Regions from separate parts of the Homo sapiens genome. Here region 2 is linked to region 1. Evidence: read pairs that join two places in POLR2A ChIA-PET (ENCODE). Cell type or tissue: PC-9. All regions are shown on one strand. Links, peaks and the distances in the headings refer to the core of each region. The heading gives the core; the rest is flanking DNA.

The links. ChIA-PET counts read pairs that join two places held together with the same protein. Peaks named below come from ENCODE experiments on the same cell type or tissue, not always from the same donor. Only the 100,000 strongest peaks of a DNase experiment are listed, where the experiment ranks them.
Region 2: POLR2A ChIA-PET joins it to region 1 with 6 read pairs; 5 of 35 experiments call an interaction of 5 or more read pairs at or near these places.

The regions. Positions count from the first base shown.
Region 1 is chr11:76,915,756-76,918,667 of GRCh38, forward strand. All of the region lies in intron 1 of ACER3 (alkaline ceramidase 3), which reads left to right. Among named protein-coding and RNA genes, the nearest start is that of ACER3, 56 kb to the left of the region's middle. In PC-9, for the core only: no CTCF peak of the experiment used is centred there; no DNase peak of the experiment used is centred there.
Region 2 is chr11:76,787,647-76,790,558 of GRCh38, forward strand. The region is part of intron 1 of TSKU (tsukushi, small leucine rich proteoglycan); the gene reads left to right. Among named protein-coding and RNA genes, the nearest start is that of TSKU, 5.7 kb to the left of the region's middle. RefSeq lists a silencer at 1,159-1,453. In PC-9, for the core only: no CTCF peak of the experiment used is centred there; DNase peaks (open chromatin) are centred at 415, 855 and 1,215; H3K4me3 peaks cover 1,797 bases; H3K27ac peaks cover 2,500 bases.

The sequences.
Region 1 (2,912 bases), core at 147-2,646:
GAAGGCGAAGGGGAAGCAAACTTGGACCTTTTCACATGGCAGCAGGAGAGTGTGTGCAAGCACAGGGAAAACTACCATTTGTAAAACCATCAGATCTTGTAAGAATTCACTCAGTCTCAAGAACAGCATGGGGGAACCACCCACATAATCCAATCACCTCCCACCAGATCCCTCAACACCTGGGGATTACAATTCAAGATGAGATTTGGGTGGGGACCCAAAACCTAACCATATCAAATATAGAAGGTATCTTTTGTGAGATTTTAACAGTAATAAATCATCTGCATTTTTAATAATTAAGGTTAATTTAGTCTAAATTTAAAATGCATTTTAAAGGTCTTATGCATTCATGATTTTTGACTGATGCATTTTAATTCTAAGTAAATGAAGAGTGAATGAAAAATTATACTGAAATTAGTTTGGGGTGAAGGATGAATCTGTTAAATTAATTTTGGGGAAAAGAATAACTTTATTACATCATAACTGAACCACATCTGAAATAATATCTATTAGGTTTTAAATACCTGTACTCTTGAAAATTTGGAACTAGTTTAATTTGCATGAGGGCAGTCTGTCTGGTTTTCTTTTGTATTCCTTTATAGAGCCTTTTGTAGTAGATGATCAGTGGGTATTTGCTATTGAATGAATATAAGGCCACTGCCCTCAAGAAATGTAACTGAGGAGATAAGTCATAAATATCAGTTGATCAGATTTAGTGAAAAGAGATCTGTCTATGCAAGGCAATCTATGCTAAGTGCCAGGTGAGAGGTTAAAACGGTTAAGTGCTGTAACAAGAGTGGTCATTTTGAGTAGGATGATTAACAAAAATTCACCAAATGTAGGTAGGATTTGATTTGGGCCCTTAAAGAAGTTTCGGTAAAAGTGGAGAGGAAGAAGGGATTATCAAAATAACCATTTTCAGATTATGTCATTTCAATAATGCCTCTTCATTACTGAACATAGTTTGGAAACTTTCCCTTTTTGACCTTTGAATAAATCAAAAATGTTCATTTCACCAACTATTTCTCTAGGGATTTCAAGACCCTGTTACTTACCTTGTTCTTCTCTGGCTCATGACTTCATCATGGTTATCTGTTTTAAATCTTTCTCAGTGTGCTCATCTTTGATCCTTCTCTAAAGCAGCATTTTAGACCTGTAAATGCTGTTTGTACAGAGTCATTCCCCTCCCCTGTAACCTCCCTCTTGTGAGGCCAGAGTTTACCTAAGCCGTATCTGATATGGAGCTCCCAAGTTCTTCTCTTAGCTCTTTACCACTGTGTACTTGGCCTTTCTTCCCAAACCTACAATGTACTTCCTCTTGAATTTAACATGAACATTTCCATTTTTACTGGGTCCCAATGATCATTACAAGCTCTGCTTAGTGAATGTGGGTTCCAGCAAACTGAAGACAAAAGGCCCCGACTTCTGGATGAAATGTTTCACCATAAACCTACCTAGACTGGAGGTCTTCCAGAAGCCATCTGCACAATTTCCCCCTTACCCAGGAAATGTTTCTGGGCAATATTGGTGGTTTAAAAATATTTTTAGTAATACTTACATGCAATAAAGTGAATGTGTAATGTATATTTTTAAAAATAATGTGAAAAAACTAATTTTCATAAATTAAATATTTTTCTAAACTATTATATATATCCCAAAGAAAATAGAATGACTTAGGGCAGCCACGGTGGCTCATGCCTGTAATCCCAGCACTTTGGGGGGCTGAGGTGGGAGGATCATTTCAGCTTAGGGGTTCGAGACCAGCCTGAGCAACATAAGAAGACCTCGTCAGTACAAAAAAACCAAAATATATATAATTGGCCAGGCGCAGTGGCTCATGCCTGTAATCTAAGCACTTTGGGAGGCCAAGGTGGGAGGATTGCTTGAGTCAAGTAGTTCAAGACCAGCATGAACAACATAGGGATACCTTGTCTCTACAGAAAAATTTTTTTTTAATTAGCCAGGAGTGGTGGCATATGCCTTTAGTCCCAGCTACACAGGAGGCTGAGGTGGGAGGATCACTTGAGCCCAAAAGGTCGAGGCTGCAGTAAGCCATGATTGTGCCACTGAACTCACTCTGTGCAACAGAGAGAGACCCTGTCTCAAAAAAAAAAAAAAAAGAAAGAAAAGAAAAGAAAATAGAATGACTCTTGTAGTAATAAAAATCCCACATTCCTGCATATCTTTTTATCTGTCAGAAGCATAGCTTAAGTGTTATCTTCTTACTGAAACCCATCTTGGATTCTCTCCCTCCCGCTAAGTGTATTGGTTTTTTTGCCTTCTTTGTTCCTATCACTCTCTTTTGCTAGTTGTTTACCTGTCTGTCTTTCCTGCTACACTTATATATACTTTTTCAGGATAGGTACCAAAGTTATTCACTTGTTAATTTTTCTTCTAGCTCCCAACTTAGTGCCTTGCATGTAGAAAATACTTGATAAATGTTTGTCAAATTGAATTACATTTGTGTTTATCATTTTTTAAAGTAAGACACACTTGGTTTCCTGTTTTTTTTTTCTTCTGATATCTATCTTAATTTAAAGCTACTGGAAGGAGTCCCTTGTACTGTAATATGCATTTATATGATGGTTATTATTATTATTTTTTTCTTTAAGCTTAGCGTGAACCAGTGTACCCTATAACTTTCTTTGTTACTGGCCTGGATTAGAAGACAAACCTTCTCCCTTGTGATAACTGTTCTTGAGCTGGTGCAAGTACCAACACAATTCCCAGGTTGCACCTATTTTTGTTCGTTTTTTACTTTTTATTTATATCATAAGTAGTTATGTGGGGTTTTTTTTCAACTTTTATTTTAAATTCAAGAGTACATGTGCAAGTTCACTATATAGATATTAATTCTTAACACAGCAAGATTGTGGAAGTTCTTATATAATATTCTATGGATCTTTCTCATA
Region 2 (2,912 bases), core at 256-2,755, 130 kb before region 1:
TGCATCTTCACGTGGTGTCTGCTCTGTACCAGGCTCAGTGCTCAGCTTCAAGGGCATAAAAAGGAACCTAATCGCATCCCTGCCCACAGTAGGATAGACAGTTAAACATGTAAGTACAGTTCAGCATGACCAGGTCTAAGCACATGTGCTCATTTGTAAGCTGAGGCAGAGTGGATTTGGAGCTAAGACATCTGGGGTTAAGTCCGGGGTCCTCTCCTTCCCAGCTGAGTAACATCCATTTCTGTGTCTGCAAAATAGGGACAGTATCCCCAGGGTCAAGGCTCTGGTGAGGCAGAAGTGAGATGCTGGTGGAGAGCACATGGTGGGCTGCTGTGTTTGTCCAGATGTGCTGCATTGGTGGGTCTGTTGCAAGAGCTGGCCCTCAGGGCTCCGGGAGTCTGGCCTTGAAATTCTTTCTGCCTTGCGTTTCCAGAGCTGACAAAGTGGTTGGAGGGCAGGACGTTTCTGAACCATCCACCTGGGGATTTCCTCGGCATCAGCTTGAGTGAACTCATGACTGAGGGGAGCAGGGTGGGAGGCAGCTCTGTGTTGAGGAACAGCTGATCGAGACAAAGGCCGGTCTCGGGGGTGCTGGGGCCCTGTACCAGTGGGGCCCTGTGCCAACAGTGCCCTGTGGAAGTTGTCGAGGGCGGTGGGGGGAGCTGGAAAACTTTACAGACCAGAGATGCTGTAGTGCAGCACCAGGGTCAGGCAGCTGGGGCCAGGTAGGTTCAAGCTGGAACCCAACACCCAGAGAGCTGTCCTTATCAGCAGACACCAGGGAAGTGACTGAAGAATGTCATCACAGCCAGTCTCGGACCTGCTGTGCTCCTGGCGCCACACTGGGAACTTGGGTGGGGAGGAACATGAAGGATCACATGGTGACTGCCTTCAGAAGGCTTAGCAAATCACCGTCATTGTCTACCACACATTGAGTATTTGTGTAGCAGATAGTGAGTGGAATGCCTGCCATTCTGTCATTTAATCCTTTCAACAAACCTGTGTTCTTAGCCCTGTTGAGGACCCTCGGAGCGGGTCCCAAGACTTACCCAAGGCTGGTAGGTACAGAGCTAGGTTCACACCTGGTCTGGGTCTTGCGGTTGACCCGTTCATCCTGCTCTTCCTCCACACACCCTCTAGGCCTGGCTCTGATCCCAGGTGGGGGAAAGAACACACAGGTAAAGTAGGCAGGGCACCGCCCCAAGCTGCTTACACATCAAGTAGGAAAACAGCAGGTAACTCACGGCAGAGAATTTACTGAAGGAGGCCTGTGGGTAGCCTGTGGGGTGAGAGGCCAGGAGGGAGGGGTGGCCCGAGGGCCTGAGTGGACAGAACAGGCTTTGTTTTGCTGGGAGCAGGCCAGGGGCAGGCGGGATGGATGCATGCAGTTCTGGCAGTCACATGAGGCATCAGGTCCCAGGTCCTGGGCCCTGCTCTGCCATTCCTTGCTGTCACTGCCCCTCTCTGGGCCCCAGTTGCCCATGATCCCCAAGGGGCCTTCCAGCTCCCAAGCCCTGGAATTCTCCAAGTTTGGAGATGTATTAGCAGAGGCTGAGAGTTGTTCAAAGTCCATCAAGGGAAGGCTGTTCCCACTTTGGCTGTCAAGGAGGGTTCAAATCCAGATGAGGGGCTGGGGACAGGTGGGAGGGGAGAAGAAGGTGGTGACAACTTACAGGTGCCTCGTGCATGGGAGAACTTGATTTCTGTAGGTAAAAAGCAGAACCCAAGAGGTTTCTGATAAGGAGAGTGATGTGGCCAAAGCTGTTTTAGAGGTGTCTCATAGCAGTGTGTGCGGTGTCACCTGGGGAGACCTGCCTGGAGCCTGTTGGGGCCGTACCATTTACTCTTTGTCCTTGCAGGCCATCAGCAAACTTAGAGTCACTGTGGACCTGGCCCTGTGGGCCCAACAATGCATGATTCATGGCCCCTGCACTGGAAGGCCTTACGGTATATCCCCCAAATCACAGATGGATGTGGTTTCTAAGCCCTTGTCCTCCTGTTCTTGTGTTTTATAATCTGGTCAATCAGTGGATATCTTGTATCTGCAGGTCAAGATTTGGAAAAAAATGTTGAATCTTGACTGAAAGATCCCTTTCTCCCTCAGCCTTCTTTGGTGGCTACCAGTCTTCATTTCTCTTTTTCCTGGGGGTAGAGTACGGGTCCCAGAGGGAGGCAGTGTGAATACTGTTACACAGATAAGAAAACCAAGGCCCAAAGAAAACAGGGAAGGTCACACAGATAGTGGCACACCTGGGACTAGAGCCCCAGTCTCCTGGGTCCAAAGCTGGTGTTAGTGATCTTGTTATAAGTTGGTCTTCTGTTCTCATTGCTGGTCTGTAAGCCCCATGAGGACAGGGACCCTAGTATCTATCCCATCACCACCCACCCCCCGCCCCCCACTCCCTCCTGGCCTAGCCCAGTGCTTTGTATATACTTAGTAGAAATTTAGGATATGCTTTTGTTAAACTTTAAAATCCTGAAACTCTGGAGTTGGATTATCTAAACTGAACCTCTTACTGTGAAGCTGGAGAAACTGAGGCACAGAAGGGGGAAGAGACTTGTTCAGAGATGAGATGAGGACAGTCCATGGCAGAGCAGGCACTGAGACCTAGGGCTCCTGACCATCCTGCAGGACTTCTCTTGTCACCAGGCACAGTTGCCCTGTCACCTCCCTGTCAGTGCCCCAGAGTGTGGGGAGGGAAGTAGTCGGTGACTGTGTCTCAGGGGGCTTCATCTACCATTGGCTGCACATTTGTCAGCGTCCTGGTGCTGTGCTGGGTGTTTCACACGAACGATCTCTAGCCCTTGCGGCAACTCCTTGAGGAAGGGAGTGTTAACTCCATTTTAACTCCCCATGACTTCTGATATGGTTTGGCTGTGCCCCACCCAAATCTGAACTTGAATTGTATCTC